5 separate regions of the Mus musculus genome follow, and regions 2, 3, 4 and 5 are each linked to region 1. A link is a loop called in an ENCODE intact Hi-C map of the cell type or tissue named here. Cell type or tissue: gastrocnemius. All regions are shown on one strand. Region 1 has its middle 18 kb from the start of Gm28231. Region 2 overlaps Snx14 (sorting nexin 14). Region 3 overlaps Snx14 (sorting nexin 14). Region 4 overlaps Nt5e (5' nucleotidase, ecto). Region 5 holds the start of Nt5e (5' nucleotidase, ecto).

Region 1 (5,000 bases):
GAGTGAGGTAACCCAGACCCAAAAGGACATGCATGGTATGTACTCACTTATAAGTGGATATTAGCCATAAAGTACAGGATAACTATGCTATAATCAACAGACCCAAAGAAGCCAAATAACAAGGACAGCACAAAGGAGGATGGCCAAGTCTTTCTCAAAAGGGGAAAGAACTAAGTATCAGAGGTTGGTGGAACTGGGTGGGGAAGGGGATGGAGAGGGGAGCAGGATAAGAGGCAGAGATATAAGGAGATCAGGGAAGAGAGAAGGGAAATTGGGGGAGATGGATTCTAGGACATGCCAGAGACCTGAGATGGGTGGAGGCCCTAGGGGATATATGGAGGTGACTCTAACTGAAACTACTAGCAGTGGAGGATATGGATCCAGAAGTGGCCACTTCCTCTAGCCAGGCAGGACTACCAATAGGGGTGTAAAGACAGCAACCTAACCACAAAAACTTTGACCCAAAACGTGATGGCCCCAAATTGAGACCCATTCCATGGGCAAGAACCAATCCCTGACACGATTAATGATACTGCAAGTTATGCTTGCAGACAGGAGCCTAGCATAACGGACCTCTGAGAGGCTCCACAGAGCAGCCAATGGAAACAAATGCAGAGACTCACACCCAAACATTAGATGGAGCTCAGGGAGTCCTGTGGAAGAGTTCAAGAAGGACCAAGAGACTGGAAGAGGACAGGAACCCCACAGGAAGACCAACACAGTCACTAACCTGTATCCTTGGAAGTTTCCAGAGTCTGAATCACCAACCAATGAGCAGGCACAGGCTGGACCGAGGACCTCTGCAGATATGTAGCAGATGAGCAGCTTGGTCTTCATGTGGGTCCCCCAACAACTGGAGTAAGGGCTGTCTGTTGCCTGCCTGTCTGTGGATCCCATTTCCCTAAATGGACTGCTTTGCCTGGCTTCAGTGGGAGAGGATGCCCCTAGTCCCACAGGACTTGATTGCTGGAGTGGGGGAAGGGGGGTCGTGTATCTATCGTGGGAAGCTAACACCAAGAAGGAGGCTCCACCTTGCAAAGGAGAAAGAGGGTGGAATCCGGGAGGAGGATCTGCATGAGAGGGAGGAGGGGGAGCTGATATTGGGATGTAAAGTGAATGAATATACAAATTAATAAATTTAAATTTTGAAAAGGAAAGAAAAAGAAAGCCATGCAGTTGGCTAATCGCTAAAGAAGAGTCTTTCTGCTCCTCTCCTCAGTACAGTGACTGTCCCAGTCTCACTCTGGGCTCCCAGTATCAGACTCTGCCCTCCACTAAGGAGAGCTAGCTCTCAGTATATCCTCCTGAAGGGGTCACTCCTCCACCCCCACAGTCCCTGACACTAAGCCCAGGTTTTCTTTGTCTCGCTCTCCCAGATGAGGCAGCTAGGGTCATTTGCACAGCACCTACTCCAGCCAATCAACATTCCAACAAGAGGAGAGCTGTGCTCTTAGCTAAGAACGGCTAAGAATAGACCTTAGCTAAGGTACTGCTCGAAATTGATGGCTGCTGGGTAAAGAGGGAAATTTTTCTTCAAGGGTGTGGGCTGTGGTGGATGGCCCCACACTCATGCATGTGTACAACAGCACTCACTGAGTCGAAGGAGAAGGGGGAAAGAGAAGAAAGAAGGAGAACAAGGAGGAGGAGAAAGAGGAGGAGAAGCTGGTGAACTGGATAATGTCACTTGCCACAAAAACCTAGAGATTTGCATGCAATCCCCAGCCCCATTGAAATGTGAAGGAGCGAATTAACTCCATAAAGTTGTCTTATGTTTTCCACAGGGGCCGGAGGGACGGGAGGGGGGGTTGTAAGGAGGGGAGACAGGGGTACTGGGCAAGGCTGGGGGTGGAGGGGGGCACTGTGGGTCTGGGTCCACACTCTCATCACATACACTAGCGATAAATATCTCTAAAGAAGAAGATGTGAAGGTGAAAGGGTGTGTTGGGGGTCAGGGAGAGTCGGAGGCAGGGATCTGAGGTGGATATGATCACGATACTGAATACATTTATGAACTCGTCAAAAAATTAAATTTAAAATCTTCTAAAATATCAGGGCCAGCAAGATAGCTCAGCAGGTAAAGACATAGCCACTAAGTCTGACAACCTGAGAACAAGCCCGACGACCTACAATACAGGAGACAAACAACTTCCTAAAGTTGTCCTCGGAAATCCACACATGCGCTGTAGCACTCCCATGTGCCAATGCGTGCACCGGACAGAGGAAGGTCTGCCCTGGGCTAAATTCAGCTCACCGTGCAAATACACCAAGAAACCAGCAGAGGGGGATAATGTCTAGTAAAAAGAGTAAGAGTTACCTGTCGACTGCTTCGTATTGAGGCACCACTGGGGTAACCTTCCTAAGCTAGAAGGAAAACTCAGAGAACACAAGCCTGGACACGTGTTTCCTGATTTTGTGGCGGGAGATTTCAAGGCTGCTTAATGTCTGCCCTCTGGACTGGACTATGGCAGTCTCTTAGCAGTCCTGCTGTATTCATGAATCTTTGGGATAGTTTTAAGCCCTCATCTTGGGCACTTCAGTTGTGATCAAAATATTACTAAGGCTTGAGAAAAGCAAGCGAAAAACAGTTTACAACTGATAAAATTATTTTTAATAAATTATTTATCAGTTTGATCACATGGTTGCCAGTTCATTCATATGTGTGTGTGTGAATATAGTATATATTCATACATAAATACATACATACATACATATATGTGTGTGTGTGTGTATATATATGTATATATATAAAATGTAACTTGTACTCAAACATTTAAGCTACAAAAACCAGTCATTTCCAAAAGTGACAGAAGAAAATGAACTTTTATCCAATTTTTAAAAATTTTTTTTAAAAAGAGGAAGACAGGAAATAGACAGGAATACCTTGTCTAGTTGTCCCTCTCCTTTTCCTCACCAGACCTGCTCATCAAAGGAGAATGGAAGAGGCTGTCACTCCCTTCCTCACCAACACATCCTGCCCTGTTGAGATTTGGTTTCCTCTCAGAATTACGCCTGTCAAATGAAACTAATCATGTGAATATGTGCCATCATGAGCTACTGATGAAGCACACCCTAAGCTAAGGAGCAAATCAATCGATTAATTGTGACTTCAAAGATGAAAAGTGACTGTCGAATAGTGGAGTTGGGCAAAATGTGCCAAAGAGATCACCCTCGGGCACACACCCAAACTAGCCCTGGGAATGTTCAAAGAACGGTAAATTCTTTCACAGTCTCGAAAGTGTCTCAAGTACTGTTGGCGAAGACTGAGTCATTGCTCTCTGAACACAAAGTAAGTTCCTAGGAGCCTCTGCTCCTGGTGCTGCCATTAACAGGCCAACCAGAGCCTTCCGGTTGGAAGTGTTGGTTGCTGCAGTGTGGAAACACCTTATTTAATCTATAGCAATGATCCATAGACATCAAGCTCATCCGATGCCATCAAGGTCGTGCCTGAAGCTGGATGAATACACATTTTCTTGGTAAGACACATCATGAGTTTCTTCTAAGTCAAGCACTATACAGTATTTCAGAACGGTGCTTAGAGAGCATTTTGAACAGCAAAATCACCCTTTGAAAGCAGAAACTAAGCAGACCAGAGAGGGCCCTTCATTTATAGCAGGGGACTGAAAGGAGATGGAGTGTTTGTTTGGCCTCTGCTAGCAGCCTGTGTTGGGGGTAACTCAAGCTTTATCACTTAGTTTAAGCACATATTCATGGATAATTTTCAAAGTGCTGTGCATATTGACCTGTTAGGAACTGTAGGAATGAGCATTTTTGTACCAAAATTAAAGTTTGGGGTTATTGAGAACATTTCTGTTAATGTTTGCTCACCAAAATTGACTACCATCCCCTCAATAGGGCTACATTTCCATAACAAAAGGAGACAAGCCTGAATTACAACTAGTCATTAGGTCCTTTCCCACATTAAAGTATATGCCTCTAAGGGACACTTCCTGGGGCAGCGCTGGGTCACAGCCACCACGAAGTCATGGCCTGCCATTTCGTCCCCTGAGCTCTTATCAGGAAAAACAATTGTGCCCGGTGGTCGAGATGACTGTGGGTATCCACTATTTGAAAAGAACAACACTGGTGTACTTAAGAAATAATTCTGATGGTGACACCTTTGCTGTGCACGTCTCCCCTTTGCTGACGTGACTAAACTTGCACCCTCCTGTCTCTTTTTAAACTCTTCAGAGTGTAACAGCGCCTGAAAGAGATTTAAGGATGGCAGTGTATGCGGAATGCATAAGACTCAGTCTACATAAGTTTGTAAAATCTTCTGATTAAGGTAGGCTCCTCTTTGGGTATTAAGCAGAGCCTTTTATGAGATATAGTAAAGATATTTTTCTGTACTAATCTCTTAAGGGTGCAGAGTGATTTCTCACTGTGATATTAACTCTAGAACAAGCAAGGTACTGGTAGTTATCTAGGATTTTGCAGAGCTTGTTCCTTGGCATGGAAAAAGAATTCAGCTTCCAGGAAAGAGAAAAACTAAGCCACAGCAAAAATAACAACTTTATCACTTAGAGATGGGAGACCTAAGGCTGGAAGTGCACTAAGAGGATGCTGGCTTGGGTATACCCCTTTCTCCCATTGGTGCAGTTTAGTAACTACCAGAACCACCCCTCTATCCCTCCATCCCATTCCTTTCAGCCGATGTAGTCTCCGAAGATAAGGGGAACAGAGATGAAGAGAGGGGAGCCCTGTGAGAACCTACGGTGAATGACCACCCCTCACCAGGAGCAGCTTCAGGGAGTCAGATCAACTTTACTTGGGGCAATTCAAGGCTTACATAATTTAGGGAACTGGGGGTAGGAACATCCAGGATGGGCAAAGGGTTTTGGCTAAAGGCTTAGGTACCAAAATGCCTTATTAGCATGGGGAAGCATTGCAAGAACCTCAGATATTAGCTGAACAGGTTCTTATCAGAAGAAACGTTAATCCTATAGTCTAAGGCTACAGGACCTTCTGCAGGTAGAAGGTTTCGAATTCTCAAGACAAGATCA
Region 2 (5,000 bases), 160 kb after region 1:
ACTCTGAAGAAGTGGAGAAGCCTGACTCACCTCATCACTGTGGCAGAACATGGGGGTAAACACGTTCTCCAACAGGGAAAGGACGTGCTCATATGCTTCAAAAAGACACCTCATAGTTTGCAGCTTCACAACATCTATGTATGGGCCTTCAGCAACTATTTAAAACAACCCAATTGTACAAGTTATTGCTGAGTAACAGAAAGGTAACATATTCATTTAAATTTCACTATGTGAAATGAACATACAAACTATGTTTAATAGAAACTCCTACAGAAGAAATCTCACTAGAATGGGAAATGAGAAAGATTTACCTCCAGCTCTGAGAAACATTAGTTATGTGAGTTGTTTTATCTTATGGACTCTTTTGAGTGTCAGGGTCCCACTAAGCAGCCAGACTCAAGTGGAATTTCCTTGTAGGATAGGCTGTCCTTGAACCCATGATCTTCCTGCCTCCACCTCCAAGGGCTAAGATTACAGGCATCCACCTTCATGCCTGCCTCAGTTATATTTATAGTGAACACTTCTCTTTCTCAAAGCTTTAATCTTGTCAGTAAAATATGTAAAAAAAAAAAAAAAAGTCTTAACTAAGAAAGTTAATAAAAGGTCCTAAGTATTTTTTAAAGCATCTTAACTGCTGCTGGAATGACTAAAAAATACGTGAAGCGCTCAAGAGTGCGCTTGGTAACTGCTCTTGCAAAGGACCAGAGTTCAGTTACCAAAACCCATGTTGGCAGCTCACAACCGTCAGCACTAGAGGGCTCTAAAGCCTCTGCCCTTCAAGGGCACCTGGGCACATGTACACACTCGAACACACACACACACACACACACACACACACACACACACACACACACACGCACGCACGCACGCACTTGAAAATAATTATTCAAGCAATAAAAAGTGCCAGGAGTGGTGACTCATGCTTTTAATCCCAGCACTGGGGAAGCAGAGATGGACAAGTCTCTGAGTTTGAGATCAACCTGGTCTATAAAGTGAACTCCAAGCTACCCAGGGACACATAGTGAGAGGCTCCTCCCTCAAACAAACAACTGTATAAATTAATCTTTTTTTAAAGTAGAATAAGAGACACGAAGAAAACGCAGCAGACGGGAACAATGCCGACCACCCATGCACTATCCGCTCTGACTTACTTCTTTGAATCTCTTCGACAATGAAGGGATCAAAGCGAATTTTGTCAATGCTTTCATCCAAGCAGTAGGTCTTATAAATCTTCTGCAATTCTTCATGGAGAGATAGCATTTCATCATTTGATAACTCTGGACGCAAAATTCTATCATTAAATTCCTCTAACAAATTAGAGAGAGATTAAGAAAAAAAGTTAATATAAATGCTTTCATGAAAACTTCACGCTCTTATTCTAACTAGAAGCAGAAAATATAATCAAATTATTATTTTAAACTTTTAGAAAAGGACTTGAGAGTAGAATACTCAAATTAAAAACAAATTCAGCCAGGTAGGGGTGGCGCAAGCCTTTAATCCCAGCACTCGGGAGGCAGAGGCAGGCGGATTTCTGAGTTCGAGGCCAGCCTGGTCTACAGAGTGAGTTCCAGGACAGCCGGGACTACACAGAGAAACTCTGTCTTGAAAAAAAACAAAAAAACAAACAAAAAACAACAAAAACAACAGATACAAAAAAAAACAAACAAAAACCCAAATTCAACAAGATTTTTATGTTAATATAAAATATATAAACATGGCTAGCAATACAAATTTGCTACAACAGACTAGTAAGCATATTTGTAATATTTTCTATAAAGAACATATTAGATTAGTTTCTCATACCAAAGATCTGTCAAGATTGTAAAATCTGATTGCTCACTAAGTAATAATGACAATCCAGCTCGGAAAGTTTCTCACAGATCCAACGCGCCGTGATATTCCAGCTTGGCACTCCTAACAGAATGCTGGCCGAGCGGTGCTGATTTGGACTGTGAGATCTTTCACACAGCACCACCACACTGGATTTTTAGAGATTCTTTTCTGCTACTAGAATCTGACTGCAGGCAATGTTACGGTCATGCCCCACCTAGAAAGGACTAGACAGCTGGAGAAGCTCAGTCACCCGAGATATCTAGCATGAAATGTCGTCTGGACAGCAGATCTGCTCTAAACAGCCACAGCACTAGCAAGCATGGTGACGTCACTGGTGACACGCAGAGGAAGCCTCACCGACTGTCAGACAGAACTGCAGGACGTGCACGGCCCCTTCTTGTTTCAGGAAGTTCATAAAGCGGAACAAAAGGTCCTGCTGTTCTCTGATTTGTTTCAGCTCTAACTTCAGCACCTTGTCGCAACATGAGAGGAAGAGTAAGTGAAAGATACATGAATGTATTTTAAAACTGTTATCTCCAAAACATTAATGCTGAAAACACTCACGGATGGCTTTTTATTTCTAGGTTCTGCAAATTTCTGCAGGAATGGAACCAAAGGGGAAGCTGGTTCAGTTGCTTTTTCAGGCTTGGAAGAAACAGAATTATCAATTCAGTAAAATTCGCACTAGAGTTGGTACATACAGTTCAAACAAAGCAGTTCCAAGTGTCGCACGCAGTACGCTCAATACTCACAGGGCTGTCGTCTATGAAGATGATAAGCAAATGATTGACAGTATCCTAATGGGACGTAAGAAGCACAGGTCAGAATAACCCACTGTCATGTTCTGCCAAAAATTCTCAGAACTTTCACATTATCAAGTTTGCTAGAAAAATAAACAGCACAGTGACTGGCTAAATATCTGTATCTGTGTGTTACAGAGGGACTCCTAAAGAACTACAATCAAACCAGTCAGAACTGTTGAAAGTGTCCATCCAAGAACAAATAAATAAGCAAAATGTGACACACACATAGAATGGATTACTACTGAGACTTGGCAAGGAAAGGACTACTAAAACATTCCTCTGCCAAGGAATTACTGTTTATGGGTGTAGAATTTACAGGATTTTCGTTTTGTTAAGACCAACACTTTGGAAGGTGATGATGATGGTCACTCAAATAAGCACATGTTTCAAAACAATGTACTATACACACAAAATGGCTAAACAGTAATTCAAGAGTATTTTATAAAAAAGAAAGAAAGAAAGAAAAAGAAAAGAAAAAATGTAATCTTACTGGATCAGCTAGGAAATCCAAAGAAGGAAGAAGCACAGAACCAGACAGAATCTCTCTTATGAGTAATGTCAGGGACCTGGAGACAGAAGTAATAATAATTAATAATAATAATTAATAATAATAATTCTGTAATCAGTGACCCGCACAAGTTCCTCATTGTCAAGCACTTAACTAACTAAAGACCCCACGGAAATGAAACTATGGGGATGGACATGGTAGCGCACGCCTTTAACCCCAGCACTGGAGAGGCAGAAAAAATTGGATCTTAGTTCAAGGCCAGCCTGATCTACACAGCAAGTTCCAGGTCAGCTACAGGCTGTACTATGAAACCATGTAGGTAGGTAGGTAGGTAGGTAGGTAGGTAGGTAGGTAGGTAGATAAGTAGGTAGATAGGTAGATAGGTAGGTAGGTAGGTAGGTAGGTAGGTAGGTAGGTAGGTAGGTAGAAAAGAAAGAAAAAAGGAAAGGGGAAAGGGGAAGGGGGAAGGGGGAGAGGGGGAAGGAGGAAGGGGGAAAGGGGAAAGGGGAAAGGGGGAAGGGGGAGAGGGGGAAGGGGAAAGAGAAAAGGGGAAGGGGGAAGGGGAAGGGGAAAGGGGGAAGGGGGAAGGGGAAAGGGGGAAGGGGAAAAGGGGAAAGGGGAAGGGGGAAGGGGGAAGGGGGAAAGGGGGAGAGGGGGAAGGGGAAAGGGGAAAGGGGAAAGGGGGAGAGGGGGAAGGGGAAAGGAAAGATGGAGCTGGGAGTGTAGTTCAGTGGAAGAGCGCTTGTCTTATGTGGCTGTTTAGGCTCCTCCCCTACGTACACACTTATCTATCCAAAAAACTCAGATTAAAATTCAGTAGGACCAGGAAGGGCCGTACAATTCTGCATTTTCAGCAAGTGTCTAGATGCTTCTGCTGCAGCATCACACACTTGGACTTGCGCTCTTCATTTGCTAAAAGTGCCCACTGTTTAAAGGAAATGAGCGCTCTCTTACAGGAGGGAGCAGGAAGACATCAGAGCACTTTTCCTTCTCGAATCTTTGCTAGCTTTATAAGTTCACGTTTACAGGCTGGAGATGTAGCTGAGAGACTGAGTAGCATGTACAAGGTCCCGGGTTTGCTCCTTAACACACACACCAAAAAACTGTGTATGTATGGTATATCCAACAGCATGCGCCCTAAGACTAAGGACAATTTAACTGGCAACACAAATGAGACTAAAGATTTCTTTACGAAGGAGGATCAGTATGTTTCCCAGGACGGATTTTCACATTTGCACTCTGCTCAGGCACCTACATAGATGAGATCACAGCAGCATATCCAGCTAGACAGCTTGATCAAAACACTAAAATACCTCTACCAACATGCACTTCTATATCGTCTAATGATTAAATATTTGCAAGTACATCACTGAGCTGAGCATGGTGACACAGACCTACAACCCTAAATTGGGAGACAAAGCAGGTCGAGAACACTATGTAGCATGGCCCTGTCTCAATGAACGGAAAGGAAGAGAGGGAGAGCGGACAGAGGAGAGAGGAAAGAATGAGCCACAATTTTCCCCTCTAAATTGTTCTTTTACTGTAAATAACAATCTAAGAACTATCAGGATAAGGGTAATGAAGTAACTTATGGGCAAAATCCACATATACTTCTCTAGAAGAAGGGGGAATGGAGGGAAGGACCCCTAATTATTCTTTCCAGCTGGACAGCTTAAAAACCAAACTTGTCTGCAAAGTATGCTCAAAGTGTTTCTGTCTATAAGAATCATGGTATGCATGTCTTTAAAAAGGAACATCAAGAAAATAAAGCAGAAATATTTCAAATAAAATTAAGTGTCCTCATTTATTTAACTGTGACTTCTACAATCAGTTTTTAATAACAAATTCTAAGGCAA
Region 3 (5,000 bases), 160 kb after region 1:
CCTCCTGCTTTAGGGCTGTGTGTGCAAATTTTGCCGAGATTACAGGTGGATACCATCATACCTAGGCTATTAGCAGAGTAGCAGCATGGCTTCTCTGGATGGTATATAGACACGCCTTTAGTATGCACCTTTAACCCCAAACAATGAAGGGAAAGTTCGTTTGTAGGAGGAAGCACCCATGTTTGAAAGTGATGTCTAATTGAGTGGCAGGCAAAGTAACGAATCAGAGAAAGATTTGACAGAGAGGCTATGTCCAACTCTCACAAGAACAGAGAAGAAAGGGAAGCTACTTAAGGGAGCCATGCAGAGAAGGGGGAAGTTTTACTGTGACAGTTTTAAAGAGCCAGGTAGCAGACAACACAGGCTAGACACAGGAGAAGACAGAATATAAGAAAGAGTCAGAAGATTAGAACAGATTGCCAAAGTTAATATGAGGCCAAGCAGAGCATTTCAGTCAGAAGCTGAGAGAAACCAACTTGAATCAGTCAGCTTGGAGAGGAGTTTTGAATCAGAACAGATGAGTTGACCAGCCAACCAGAGTTCAGAAAGAACTAGAAAGGGTGAGTTTATTGAGCAGTAAGTCTCAGAGGCTGAAACCATTCTAGGCCTGGATTAGATTGTACAGAGGTTGGAAGTTTCCAGGCCTAGGCCTAGGTTAGCAGATGGAGGCACTAAGACTCAGAGATGACAATGAAATTAAATCAGGTGAATAAAAGTTACTTTTAAGCAGGGTATGGTGGTACATGCCTTTATTTCCAGCAGAGGCAGGCGGATTTCTGAGTTCAAGGCCAGCCTGGTCTACAAAGTGAGTTCCAGGACAGCCAAGGCTGCACAGAGAAACCCTGTCTTGAAAAACCACACACACACACACACACACACACAGAACCAGACATACCAATTAGCCTGATCATAGAGGTGCACCATGGCTGATAAGTGGCACCTTACTTAGTGCTCTGGCCTCTACACACGTGGATCATTTATACATATATATATTGCTTATACTCTATAGTATAAATATGTAAAATTGTCATGTGTTAATTAAATAATATATTCAAAAATAATAACAATCATATTATTAAGGGCACAAAGAAAGAAAATGCTCAGATCTATTAGTAGCTCAAGTAAAGGTTAATGAACATCAGGTGAATTTTAAAAGGTAACTGTGAAGTTTTCTGTGTAGAGAACAGCAGAAAAGGACCATGAAGCAGAACTGTGTGTGCAAAGACGCAGAAAGGCACGAAAGCATGAGGAGAGAAATACAAATGCACGTAACCAAGGTGTCCTGTCAAACAGGTCTAGGATGAGACCTGAGCGCCTAAAGTTCCACAGTCTAAGCCATGGGAAATTAAGGCTTCTCATAACTATACAAACATCCCTGAAGCATAAGGCTGGAAAGAGATAACATCTGGACTGAAACAAACGCCCAGTGAAAAGACAGTAAAGGGCTAGCAAGATACCTCTTTCAAGGAAGTACCTGCCTTGCAAACAAAAGGACCTGAGTTGAATCAGCAGAACCTGTTTAAAAGACCTGTGAACCAGGTGTGGTCGCCTATGCTTGGAAGCCAGGCAAAGCCAGCCTGGCTCTACATAGTGAGTACCAGGCCAGCCAGGGCTACATAGTAAGACAGACCCTGATTGATTTTTCTGTTTGTTTTGAGACAGGGCTTCACTATGTAGCTCTGTTTGTCCTGGAACTCACTATATACACCCAGGATAGTCTCAAACTTACAGAGAGATTTCCCTTCCTCTGCCTTCCAAAAACTGGGATAAAAGGTATGGACTACTATGTCAGGCTGCCAAATCCTATTTAAAAAAAAAAAAAAGTTGTGCACAGTAGTGCAGGCTGATAGTCGCCACACTAGGGAGGAAGACATTCGCAGATCCTTGGGTCTCAATGGCATATCAGCCTAATCTACTTGATGAGCTCCAGGCCATTGAGAGACTTTGTCTCAAATACGTAACAAACAAACAAACAAACAAATAAGGCCAGCAAGATGGCTTAGTAAAGGTGCTTGCTTCTAAGCCAGGTGATGACCAGGACCTTCATGGTAGCAGGAGAGAACTTACTCCTGCCAAGTTGTCCTTTGACATGTGGAAACATATATACCATGTACACACACTCTTAGGACAGAAAACAAAACAAAACAAAGCAAAACGGTGCACCATACCTGATGAATGGCAGTTTCCTTAGTCCTCCAGCTTCCACACATGTGTACACACACGCACCTACATCTACACAAACATACACACACACACACACACACACACACCCCTACATCCATAAAAACATACACACACACAGTAAGTTATCTGACTACTAGAAATGCCTGGGCTTATTTTCCTTAGGATGCATCAAGGTGGGTCTAAGGAAAGGTATTTAAGGTATGGGGTTAGTACAATGAAACTACAAAACTAGTCATAAGAATGAACATTTACATATAAAGGAAGTCTGAAGGGAGAAAATAAAAGATAGAGAATATAAGCTAGCAGACCCCACACTTAATGCATTTTAACCAGAAAACTGTACGTAGGTTATACTTAATGTTTTCACTTACAAAGTCATCTTCGCCTTCAGCCACCCCGTAATTAGGCAGCACAGCTCCCTCCATTGTCGTACTCTTGAATACGCCTTTAATTTTGCTACCTATTCTGCTGATTCCAAACGATTCTCCTCTTTTTTGTGTGCTTCTAAATATTAAACAAATACGCATCAGGTACATAGCAAATTACCAGCACCGACTACTATAGGCAATGCCAAAGAAAAAGCTACCTAGCTATGAAAGGGAAAGTTGGAGGAAGATTAACAAAGCTTGGAGTTTTCAGTTACTGATTAAGTCTCAACATCCAGGAGTCAAAACAGTCAGAACATTTAAATTCTCTGTATCAATACATGAGACAAAGTTTACTGACAAACATTTGAAATTTAGCTAATGCTAACTTCAAAAGCTTAACTGAACAAAAATTTTTGAAAGATGATAGCCCCCTAGTGGTATATAGTTTTCATTACCACAGAATTTTGAAAAAATGTACATATGCATGAATCTGTCAACTTTTAAAAACTGTACATCTATTGAGAGTAGTGGTTCTCAACCTTCCTAATGCTGCGACTCTTTAATACAGTTTCTTATGTTGTGCTGACCCCCCATCTTAAATTATTTCCATTTGTACTTCATAACTGTAACTATGCTACCCTTATGAACTGTAATGTAAATATTTTTGGAGATAGAGGCTTGTCAAAGGGGTCGTAGTCCACAGGTTGAGAACCAATGACTTAAAGTGCTAAATCACTAAAATAATACAGTATAAAATTATAAAACTATGATCTCCCCATTACATTTTTCAGATAAAGGTTAATGAAAAAATAATTTACCTCTATGACAAATGCTAAAGTAAATTCATTTTTATAGTCTCACATTCCAAAGGGAATCAGGTATAAAACAAATGCACTTAATGTCAAAGTTATACAAAAAATGAAAAGAAAGAAAGAAAGAGAGAAAGAAGGAAGGAAGGAAGGAAGGAAGGAAGGAAGGAAGGAAGGAAGGAGAGAGAGAGAAGAGAAAGGAAGGGAGATGGAGGGAGGGAGAGAGTGAGGGAAGGAAGAGAGGGAGGGAGGGAGGAAGGGAGGGAGGGAGGGAGGAAGGGAGGGAGGGAGGAAGGGAGGGAGGGAGGAAGAAAGGAAAGAAGGAAGGGAAGGAAGCAAGATAGACAGGCAGACAGACAGACGGATGCATGCATGTCGGGGAGAATGGTTAGCAGTGATGGGAAGAAGAAAAGCAGGCAGAGTGCTGAGGAGGCAGCTAGCTCTGCCATAAACATTAAACACTAGTTTTACAAATTTTTCAAAAGTCAATTTCCAAAAGCAGAAGTAGCTAAAAAGAAAGAAGAAAGACCAAAAGCAGCAAAAATGCAACCCATTAGAGCCAAATGCTCTGTTTCAGTAAACCAAACTGTAACTTTTATCTAATTTAAAATTTGAGTACTACCACCACCAAAGACCCAACAAGAGACTATTGTAAAACTTAACCATTTTCTTAGGATATCTAACTCAATGGAGCTATTATTCCTATATGAAAAATGTATCTACTGAAATAATTCAACAACTGGAGATATAAAAAACATGGATCACGTTTCAAAGGTACCATGTTTACTGTAACAAGATTATTTCATGCATTGTCTTTGGAACAAATCAAACTTATTTTAAAGCTAGAAAACTATTAGTAAGTGGTAAATAGTACTAGAAACAAACTAGACTATTTTTATCTAAACAAACATACAGTTAAAAAGCAAGCATGCAGTTTTTTTTAAAGTAACAGTTTTAGATATTATAAGCTCTGATGAACATATTTCCAGATGAAAATAAAAATACTAAAATCTCTAGACCTTACATAGCCATTCCAGTCTCTAGAATTTAGAGTCTATAAAACAATATAGGTTTTGGACTACAGCTTTTTTCAAAAGTCTCATTTGTGATTATGCCTCAATCCACAGAAACACCATTATATTTACTTGGGGCAAAATAAATAAGTAAAAAGTAAAGCCCACAATTCTTTAATTACAAAGAATTCTAAAAATTATTCAGCAGCCCTCCTTATCCCTTAAAGGGAGTTAACAACTCTTAAAAGATACTGGTAGATAAATAATAAAAATATCTTAATATTATCAGAACATTTTATTTCATAAGTGCATGCTATTTCAAAAATACCCCTAAGAGCCGGGCAGTGGTGGTGCACACTTTTCATCCCAGCACTTGAGAGGCAGGTGAGCTCTGAACTCAAGGCCAGCCTGGTTGAGAGAACAAGTTTCAGGACAGCCAGGGTTACAGAGAGAAGTCAGGGGGGTTGCGGGGAAGGGGGTGTTTCTGAATCCAAAATAAAAATTCACTTTAAAAATTTATCCTAAATAATTCATATAAAGGCAGGGACATCACTGTGCTTCATATTTTTCCTTTTTAGTTGCACCTAGGTTGCCTGAGGTGAACTCTCTAGATTAAAACAGACAAT
Region 4 (5,000 bases), 120 kb after region 1:
CTTTTGAAGCCAGCCTTCAGAAGTGCTGAAACTTCACGTATCCTGACCAGTCTGGCTGCTTTCATATTCTTCTCTTGTTAGCCTGGGTGGCTAACACATGCGGCGCGGGTGTGCAGTATTGCTAAATGGATGTTACTAAGTACAGAATTTTTTTTTTTTGAGGCAGTGTCTCGCTGTGTGGACCAGGCTGGCTTCAGACACACCTCTGTCTTCAGATCCACCTGCCTCTGCCTCCCAAGTGCTATCATTAAAGGCGTGCACCAGTAAGCTGGAGTTTATACAACTCTTTTAAAATATTTGACTGGTCAGATTTTAAAAACAAATTACTTTATTTCCAGTATGATTGATTCTAGACCTAAGCACACATTTACTAAGTATGAACTTCACATTATCCATATATTTAAGGAACAGCAATTATGTTAAGACTACAGAATTAAAATTTGTGGGAATTCACAAAATAAATTATAGAGCAGCTGAACTAAAACTGCTATGTGTTCTTTACCTAGGACAGGGTTAGAAGACTCACTGCTGTATTAGAGTAACAAGGAAAGAGAGAAGCCACTACCCGTAGTCCTTTCAGTCAGTGTGGTATGTGCTCCCTGCCGCACCTTTTTAAAGATCAGGTTCTATACCTGGCCTAGAAGTTGCTAGATTGCCAAGGATGACTTTGAACTTGTGTCCTTGTGCTTCCATCTCCTGGATGCTGGGGTTTCAGGCACGTGCCACCACATCTAGCTTGAGAGCTGGTTCTCTCTCTACTGTGGGCTCCTGGGATAGAACTCTGGCTTGTATCTCAAGCATTCTCCCCACTGGGCCATCTCACCAACGCAAGAAACTTATTTTAAGGTAATTAGTTGGTATGTATATATTTTTACCATTTATCTTAGACAAAAGTAAATTTGCATATTAGTAAGATAGATTTGCTTATTTTTATGTAGAAACTTAAGTCTTAGCTGAATATTTGATACTTCAGCATCTTCAGTGCTTTTTCAGAGTTGATCAATACTGTCACTGCCAGTGTGACCACACATGTGCAGCGCGAAGTGCACATATGTGCTCAGAACCAAGGCTACCGTGAAGTCTTAAGTTCCAGGACAGCCAGGGCTATACAGAGAAACCCTGTCTCAAAAAAAAAAAAAAAAAAAAAAAAAAGGAAAAAGAAAAAGAAAAAAGATGCAGTGTGTGGTAATTACTCTGAGATGAAAATCCATCCCGGGCAGGGGTAGGGTGTTTGGTCACTGTATGATCAGTAGCCTGCCATTCAGTCACAATACTCTCCCTTATGACTGTGGGTCATGACCCACAGTTTTAAAAGATAGGTTTCAAGGCGGATGTGGCACAGGCCAGTAATTCAAGCACCTGAGAGGTAGAAGCAGAAACAAAAAAACAAAAAAACAAAAAAAAAAAAAAAAAAAAAAAACAGGGCCAAGCATAGTGATAAACACTTTTAATCCCAGAACTTGGGAAGCAGAAGCAGGCAACTGTCCGAGGCCAGCCTGGTCTACAATATAGTGACCATCCAGAAATAAACACTGAGACCCCCTAACCCTCTGCCCCAGCACACACACGCACGCACGCACGCACGCACGCATACATACACAAGCCCCACGAAAAGAAAGCTGGGCTTTGGATAATCGTGCCTTTCCAAAACAACCCTAACATTTGTCACATGCACAGGACAGAGAGTCACTCTCCAAGGAACTGTTTCCAGGCGCTTGATAAGAACTGGTGACATTCAGGGTTTCCTGTGTACACTGGAGAACCAGCCAAAGGGCAGAGGTCTGACCAGTGGCCTTGGCAGTGATCTCTCTGGGTGTTTCTTGGGTCAGACAAGGACTTTCCTCATCCCAGTGACCACTTGATCTCGTCCTTTTACATAGGCTCTGCCCGGCTCAGCTTCAGCACCGCGTCCTTTAGAGCAAAGCCACATTTTGCACGCACACAGCAGTAGTTCGTGGAAGCTAGTCTTCAAATGGTTGCTTTCCAAGATGAAACGAGTCTATTGAAAAGCCCAGCTCTGAAGTTGGGATCCAATCCCAAGTAGAGTTGTTATAAGGGAAGTTGGTCAACTCCTGAGAACTCACGGGCCCCGGGCCCCTAGTACTGAGCTTCTCACAGGCTGGAAGCTTGTGCTGCCTTAGCTCTGCTGGTTGGAGGTCTTTACGTGCAGGAATTCATTTTTCTTTCACTGGAATCTGGCTTGAGATTGTGAAAAGGGCTTGATACTCTTCCAGGCTCAGTCTGTTCCCTGGTTCAGTCAGTACTAACAGTTTATTTACATCATCTCTTTGAGCCCAAGCTTGCATTAACAAAAAGTGATAGTGGTGTAGCTTCCTCTAAATAAATAAATAAATAAAATCATGGGGATTAAGAGAGGTAAAAATCTGAGCAGAAGTAGGCTTGGAAATACATGTCCAAGAAAAATAACTCAGTACAGCAGAAAGTAATAAATGTTTAGTTCTTTGGCTGGAAAGCAAGGAACAGTGTGGAAAATGTGAAGGTCTGGATTGTCCCCCCCCCCCCCCCCCCCCCGCTGGTGGTTTTATGGGGTTGCCAAATGTATGGGGAGTGAGTGGGGGGAGGGGGGTGATGGGAACTCAGCCTGGGTGGGGGAGGAGATTAGCAGCCAGACCCACTTTTACCTCAGCCACAAAGGAAGCTGCTGTTCCTGACTAGGTCTTTGTGAGATAACCTTGATGTATCTTTTGTTCTCAGAAAAGGAACATCAAGACCTTTTTGAACTAGAGAGTAGGTGCTCCCTGCCAGAGTGCATGCTGAGCTAATTGGGGCATCTGACAGGGATGGCAGGTTCCTAACTTCTAACATTCTGTTTAAGCTATTGCCGTGGAAGGAAGGAAAAAAAAATAAAAATAAAAAAATAAAAAGACCCAAGGCTAGAAGTCTGGCTTGCCACTCCCTTTAATTTCCAAGAAAGTGCCGAATGCCAGATTTCTGCAATTTGTTAATCTTTTTTCCACTTGGCTGGGGTATTCTCTGCCACGCTATGGACAGCTAGGGGAATTGCAGCTTTCCAAACACTGCCCAGAAGAGGATGTCTTGGCAAAGCAAGGTAGAGGCTTCCCTACACATCTTATCCCCTGCAGTGAAGGGCAAGCCTGTCCCTGCCTGAGAAAGCACGGTCACCCTAGGAACAGCTCAGTCATCCCTCCTTGGTCCTCATTAACAACTATAGGCCCATGAGTGTGTGTGCAAGGTTTCTAGAGGATGCCTTCGTCTTATAAGGGGAAGAGGCATGCAGTACAAATGGTGTACCTACTATGCCTGGCCGGCACACACTGAGGATCTAAAGACACTGAATTGTCTGGACAACCCCGTAGAATGAGAACTGTTAATTCACTCACTTGAGTTCCCTTCCTATATTGCTTAGCAGGTATTGTAGCACACCTGTAATCTTAGCCCTTGGGAAGCAGAGGCAGAAGAGTTTTATCCAGAAACAGAAATACATCAAAATGGCTTAGTTTTCATTCAGCCAGGGGGAAGAGAGAGTGAGTCTGCATGAAAGAGAGATAATCTTGGCAGTGTTCTATTTCTGTTTGACCCACATCAGACTACCAGGCACAATGCCCCAGACTTAGAAACAGCTTAGTAAATGCCCACTGAGTAGAGAATGGCAGGACTTATGTGCCAAAAGGGCATTTGGAGTCAGTGACAAATGTCCCACAGGGCTCTGAAAGACCAGCCATGTACAGCAGCAGATGGTGAATCTCCAAGTCAAAATCTGCTGTCATTCAGCCAGTGGCCTGCCATATGCAAAGGCGGACCTGATCAAATTTGCTTCTTTTATTTCAGGAAATCCACCTTCCAAAGAAGTGCCTGCGGGGAAGTACCCATTCATAGTCACCGCAGATGATGGACGGCAGGTGCCTGTGGTCCAGGCCTATGCCTTTGGCAAATACCTGGGCTACCTGAAGGTTGAGTTTGATGATAAAGGCAATGTTATCACTTCCTATGGAAATCCCATTCTTCTCAACAGCAGCATTCCTGAAGGTGAGATCTGGGGAGAGGTGGCTACATCTTCCACCCTCTTCTGTTTGTTTTGTTTCAGGAAATGACTGTGAGTGACACTTGTGAAGAATTTAGCCTCCCCCTTGCATTTACTCTTTGCTCATAAAGAAATGCCACACTCTCAAACCCTCATGGTTTTTTTTTCCAAGTCTGCTCAGTGCACTACAGCTTCTTTTGCTTTGCAAAAGCTTAGTCCTGTGGGGCAGAAGCCACAATCAGCTCCTATCTAGAGAAGAGAACCAAAACAAGGAATTCAAATAGGACAGAGTAGCACTCAAAATCTGGACCACCTAACAAGAGGCAGTGACAGTGTGGTATGGGCCTCAGCGTCTTCATTCATGAAACAAGCAAATACTGCTTTTTTTCTGTTTTTGTTTGTTTGTTTGTTTTGAGGCAGCCTCTCCACATATAGCCTAGGCTGGGGGTATATTGTACCCCCATGTCTGTCAAGAAGTACCTTGTTTTTTTGAGACTCAGAATAAAAGAATATTGTTATGCCATCTGTTTTCATATGCTGCATGGGCCCACTGTCACGATCTCTTCTACTAGCCCTTTGCTGTTTACCATCATCAGCTCAGAAGGATGGGCAGTGAGGCCCTACTCTGCACAGGAGAGTCTGTGCTCACAACCTAGGCTTCTCAGCAGCTGGAGAGGAAGCAAGCTGGGAACCACACCCTGAGCAGGTCCTCTGTACCTGTCCAGCCTGCCAAACCTCATGGCAAGACCATGGTGCCATCCTAGGTGGGCTCACAGGGGCTCATCCAGGTGTTGATGTTGAGCTGCTCAAAGCATCTTCAAGGCAAAATACACCCAGGTATTAATGTCAGCAAACAAAATAAACATTCCTAAGGGATTTTATAGCCACAACCAAAATGCACAGATGTGAGCACCGCAAAGCTCCAGCAGGGAAGCCTGGCAAAACTCCATTTCTCTAGAACCCACCCACTAGGAGATCTGCCCGGATTACAGGCCTT
Region 5 (5,000 bases), 86 kb after region 1:
ATACACACGAGCGAAATTAATAAATAAATGCATTTTTTTCAATTGGGGCTTTCCCCCCCTCCCTTTTTTGAGACAGGGTTTCTCTGTGTAGCCCTGGCTATCCTGTTACTCATTCTGTAGACCAGGCTACCCTCAAACTCAGAGATTTGCTTGCCTTTGCCTCACAAGCACTGGGATTAAAGGTATGTGCCATCACCACCAAACTAATAAAAAAAAATTTAAAGGAAATGTCTACAAGAAAGGACACAAATGGTCCATAAGTTTCTATTTGTGTTTCCCAGTTGGTTTGACATGCTGACCATCTTTCAAACCAACTGGGAAACACACATAGAAACTACAGTGAGATATCACATGTGCCATAAGGTGACTATCATTTAAGACAAAAAAAAAATAGAGTTGGTGAAGATGTACAGAGACTTTTCGTTGCATGTGAGAACAAGCAACATAGCAGGTCCTTACTTCACCTCCCAACTAAACTATTTCATCAGCCGTGAACCCTGGTCTGATTCTGGTTTCATACCTTATGAATAAGCTGCTATGAATGTGAGCATTCAAATACACACCTAGTGTGAAGTGTTGGCTTTTGAAAGAAAGGAAATGCTGACACACTGAGTCTTGAAGGCATTGCACCAAGTAAAACAAATTCCGTCAGAAAAGAACAACTATGAGGTCCTTAGAATGATCAAATCTATACAAACTGGTAATGCAATGTTGACTGCCAGAGGCTGGAAAGGAAGGAAATGGAGAGGTGGTTTTGGTTAGTTGGTAGTTTAGTTTGTTTGTGTTGTTGTTGTTGCTGCTGCTGTTGTTGAGGCAGGCTTCACTAACTCACTACATGACCAGACTGTTTTCCTGCCGGGACTCCCAAGAACTGTAATTATAGGTGATTGCCACCGTGTTGTGTGGGAGTCACTGTTTAATGAGTTTACAATGCAATCTTGGAAAGATAAAAATGTTCTGGGAAATGAATGATGGCAAATATCTGTAAACTTAGGACAGTACGCGGTAATGCACATCCTGTATATATGATGTATATTTTATTGCAATTGAAAAGCAACTTGGTTGTGGGTGAGATAGGGCCTCACTATGTACCCCATACTTTCAACTCTCAACTCAGTCTCCTGAGTGCTAGGATTACAGGTATGCCCCAATGTAGTGTGTGTGTGTGTGTGTGTGTGTGTGTGTGTGTGTGTGTAACAATGCAGACCTGGTGCATTCTGGAATTGTGTGGGCATTAGATAACTTCTATAATGACCAGAACACACGGGAACCTCACCAATACTCTTTCCTTTCTCAGAACTACTAGCGTGTTGACTATACTTCATTCAAACACAGGGGTTAATCCATTAGACAGGGAATTTGTGCTGTGGCGATTTATATTTAATGATTTGTTCATAACAAATATGGATCCCCACTATTACTGCTAAAAGCTTTACACAAACACACACACACACACACACACACACAAACACACACACACACAAACACACACACACCACAAAAGGTAAGGGAGGAGCGCCCCAGAGTAGCTGTCAGGTTTACCCGCTAGGATCCGCCTTAGCTTTCAGAGCTGGCCCTATGCCACCGCTGAGGGTCCCAAAGATTGCTTTGCTCCTGAGATTCCAGCTCGAATACGTGGAGCGGTTGCGTCCTCAAACCTAAGTAGCGTCTCGGCCGGTGTGTCCCGGTCCCACCGAAGCAACCTTCCAGCGCACCTCTCAGGCGGGCTCTGGACCCCTCTCACTCCCACGTTTGTCTTCCTTTCCTTCCCCCCCCCACCCCCCCCGCCCCAGCCCCTTCTTTTTCGGCGACCGAGCCACCGAGCAACACAAGCCGCTGTACACTCTTCTGGAGAAATCGGTGTAATAGAGAGTGAGGATCCGGAACGCTGCCCCTGCAGTTGTCACCGCCGCCCGCCCGGGGACTGCGGCACCCAGCCTCTCGGACCTGCTCGCTCACCAGGCGAACAACCTCCTCTCTGTTCCCTGCGGGCTGCGTGTGCTGGGCCAGAGGCTCCCGGGTGCCTCGGGTGCCAGGGTCGCATCGGGTGACTCGGGGAGTGTGTCTGCAAGCGGGAGGGCCTGGGGCTGGAAGAGGCGGGTCTGTCCCCGCCCCGCCCTCCTCTACTCCGCAGTTTAGTAGAGGCCCCGGTGGCCGGTGCTCACTGGGCTCAGGGCCAGTCCACCCGCTCAACGCGCTCTAGCCAGCCATGCGTCCCGCGGCCGCTAAGGTACCCAAGTGGCTGCTTCTCGCACTGAGCGCTCTACTACCACAGTGGCCCGCAGCCAGTGCCTGGGAGCTCACGATCCTGCACACAAACGACGTGCACAGCCGGCTAGAGCAGACCAGCGATGACTCCACCAAGTGCCTCAACGCCAGCCTGTGTGTGGGCGGCGTGGCCCGGCTCTTTACCAAGGTGCAGCAGATCCGCAAGGAAGAACCCAACGTGCTGTTTTTGGATGCCGGAGACCAGTACCAGGGCACCATCTGGTTCACCGTTTACAAAGGCCTTGAAGTGGCACACTTCATGAACATCCTGGGCTACGATGCTATGGTAAGGAGAAAGTTCCCGGGGTAGGAGTCCCAGACCCAGAGAGAGAAAGGCTGGAGAACTCGCTAGTGGTCTGATAGTGCTCAGAGATGTACAGGTGGAACTCGACCCAGGCCACCTAAGGATTCATTCACTAAGTGAGGGCGTCTCTTAGATTATTTTCTTAAACTGATGTTATTGGGGTCCCGTAGCGAACTGAGACAATTAGAAGAGGGACCCTACTGCCTACAGGTGCTTCAGCTCGAGCACTGAAAATTATCAAGGGCTGGAGACCCATCCCAGTCTCCTCCACCTCTCCCATCTGCTCTGTCTTCCAAACAATTCTTCATCCTTACTTTACTGAAAGGAAATCGGGTCAAAAATTATTCAGGTCACCAGCCCCCAAGGAGGAAAACACATCCGATTGGCTCTGAAGTCCGAGCACAATGAGCTCACCTCCTTAGGTCGATTTACAGGTCAGTTACTTTTCTGTGACCTTATACTAGTTATTTATTAGACCTCGGTGGCCAAATCTGCTATGAAATGCGAAGAAGAATGTTGACCTCAAAGCACTGTTGTGCACATAATATAATAATATAATCTCTGTAACTGTTAGTTCTTGTTGCTCCCAGGCACTGCCTCAAAAGAGCAAGTTAAAAAAAAAAAAGTCAGAGAGAACCCAAACGCGGAAAAGCTGGGATTTCAGGGGCTCAATAAAAACCGATTGGCTGTAGAGATTCCGAAAGAGCCTAACTGGAGAGATAAGGGGGCTGGGGATGCAGCTCCATTGTTAGAGTACTTTCTTAGAATTCCAAAGGCCCTGGATTTGATCCCTGGCATCGCCCAAACTAGGCTTGCAGGGCAATCCTGGTAAAGGTTGAAAGATCCAAAGTTCAGAGTCATCCTTGGTTACAAAAGAGAGGCCAGCCTAGCATGAGAGAGAGAGAGAGAGAGAGAGAGAGAGAGAGAGAGAGAGAGAGAGAGAGAGAGAGAGATTAGTCCTCACTTCCCAACACTCTGTTGGAGGTGATGCCTTGCTTGTTGAGAAGGGATAAAGAATAATCAAATAAAACATAACTGAGATGTAACTGAGACGTAAAAATTAATTGAGCCACCACTCACATTCAACCCAGTGTGGATGCCTCCGGTAAAAGATTCTGCCCTGTTCTGGGGAAAAAATCAGAGACAACAACAACAATCATAAGGGCTTAGCAAGAGAAATAGCAGGGCGAGTTCTCAGAACTCTGTGAAACCAGAGGGTGTGGGAGGGAAAGTAAGGTGCAGACAGCAGACTACCCACTGTGTACAGGAACAGCTCAGAGGTCAGAGAAGGGTGAGAGCTCCCTTCCTACTGAATATTGGCTTAGAGACTCTCAATGCAAGAACGGCTCTAACAGTCCTTAAGCCTACAGAGTTGTCTGGGGAGGGCCATCATGCTCAGCAGCAGCTTGGCAAAAGAAATTCCGACCTCAAGAACTCTGCAGTCTCTCAGCTTTCTTTTTCCACAGCTAGACCTACTCGAAGCTTTGCAAGTGGTAACGGCAATACAAACATTTACATATTCGGATTGTTAACTAGCTCACGTCTCTACTTCCTCTCAGAAGGGTGGATAAACAACGTCTGGGTTTGCTTTGATTTCACATATAAGCCACAACTTTACAGCATTTTCTTTTTCGAACACTCTTTTTCTTCTCATGTGGGTAAATATTCCTTAGTAAAAATGCGTCCCTCTTTAAGACAGGATGGGGCCACAACAATGTACTACAAGTTGGAACCCATCACCCTTGAATGTTTAGAATACTTTTTGTGGGATGGAATTGCTTTCTTACAAATGTCTATCCAAGTCATTGAAGTGGGGCCTGAGGAAAAATAAGCTACACTGGCCGGTGTCAAGAGTGGGAGGAGAGGGGATAACAGAATCTATAGCTCCACTTTTCAGAGAGGTCTTTAGAACATATGGGTGGGGTGAGTCGTGGGTGGGGTTCAATACACATGATTTGGCCTTCGTGGACCATAGCTTTCACGGCTGTAGCATTTGGTTCCGCTCTGCAGCCTTTGTATCTCACAGAGGTTTACACTGTTGTGTTGCTTGTATTTTACTAAGCCTTGGGAGCCTAGTGATCTTCTACTATAAAAAATTCCTTGTCTCAGTTCCCTGCTGTGTCTTGATTCTGCGATGCTGGAAACCCAGATCAGAGTGAACAGCTGCTGTAGAGGGGTATCTCCAGTTCCCCATCCATGGAAGCCAGTGTAGCCTCGGAAATTAGAGCAGGAGCCTCCAAGACATTTTGTACTCTCTAGACCTGCCACACTCATGAGAGAGTTGTTCTGGTGGCTATGGAGGACCAGGATGAACTTGAAGACCCCCTTAGGTTCTGCTGCTAGGCAGAAACTGAGAGATGACAGAAGCAGCCAGGGAGTGTAGCTGTCTATCCTAGTGGAAAGACTAATGCGCCCTGAGGGATGAGGA

The links. A loop is a pair of places that touch in the nucleus more often than their neighbours do. Peaks named below come from ENCODE experiments on the same cell type or tissue, not always from the same donor. Only the 100,000 strongest peaks of a DNase experiment are listed, where the experiment ranks them.
Region 2: it touches region 1 in a loop (6-fold over the local background); 25 of 42 quality-filtered maps call a loop at or near these places.
Region 3: it touches region 1 in a loop (8-fold over the local background); 25 of 42 quality-filtered maps call a loop at or near these places.
Region 4: a loop joins it to region 1, with 2.7 times the contacts of the local background. A loop is called at or near these places in 22 of 42 quality-filtered maps.
Region 5: it touches region 1 in a loop (2.5-fold over the local background); 5 of 42 quality-filtered maps call a loop at or near these places.

What each region holds. Positions count from the first base shown.
Region 1 is chr9:88,239,505-88,244,504 of GRCm38, forward strand. No RefSeq gene overlaps it. Among named protein-coding and RNA genes, the nearest start is that of Gm28231, 18 kb to the right of the region's middle. In gastrocnemius, a CTCF peak has its summit at 2,272 (motif pointing right); DNase peaks (open chromatin) are centred at 1,891 and 2,258; H3K4me3 peaks cover 1,097 bases; H3K27ac peaks cover 510 bases.
Region 2 is chr9:88,402,114-88,407,113 of GRCm38, forward strand. It overlaps Snx14 (sorting nexin 14), which reads right to left. Exons shown (of 29, transcript NM_001359958.2): 9 at 3,127-3,202; 10 at 2,586-2,630; 11 at 2,398-2,478; 12 at 2,191-2,305; 13 at 1,152-1,307; 14 at 31-155. Among named protein-coding and RNA genes, the nearest start is that of Snx14, 34 kb to the right of the region's middle. In gastrocnemius, no CTCF peak of the experiment used is centred here; a DNase peak (open chromatin) is centred at 2,151.
Region 3 is chr9:88,395,684-88,400,683 of GRCm38, forward strand. It overlaps Snx14 (sorting nexin 14), which reads right to left. Exons shown (of 29, transcript NM_001359958.2): 17 at 2,556-2,688. Among named protein-coding and RNA genes, the nearest start is that of Snx14, 41 kb to the right of the region's middle. In gastrocnemius, a CTCF peak has its summit at 2,968 (motif pointing left); no DNase peak of the experiment used is centred here.
Region 4 is chr9:88,359,626-88,364,625 of GRCm38, forward strand. Nt5e (5' nucleotidase, ecto) reads left to right here. Exons shown (of 9, transcript NM_011851.4): 4 at 3,811-4,008. Among named protein-coding and RNA genes, the nearest start is that of Nt5e, 35 kb to the left of the region's middle. In gastrocnemius, a CTCF peak has its summit at 2,995; DNase peaks (open chromatin) are centred at 1,821, 2,069, 2,622, 2,745 and 2 more places; H3K27ac peaks cover 1,083 bases.
Region 5 is chr9:88,325,477-88,330,476 of GRCm38, forward strand. Nt5e (5' nucleotidase, ecto) reads left to right here and starts at 2,133. Exons shown (of 9, transcript NM_011851.4): 1 at 2,133-2,554. The coding sequence starts at 2,210. It overlaps Gm51281 (predicted gene, 51281), which reads right to left and starts at 326; the gene lies at 267-326. In gastrocnemius, a CTCF peak has its summit at 2,241; DNase peaks (open chromatin) are centred at 1,602 and 2,173; H3K4me3 peaks cover 3,188 bases; H3K27ac peaks cover 2,549 bases.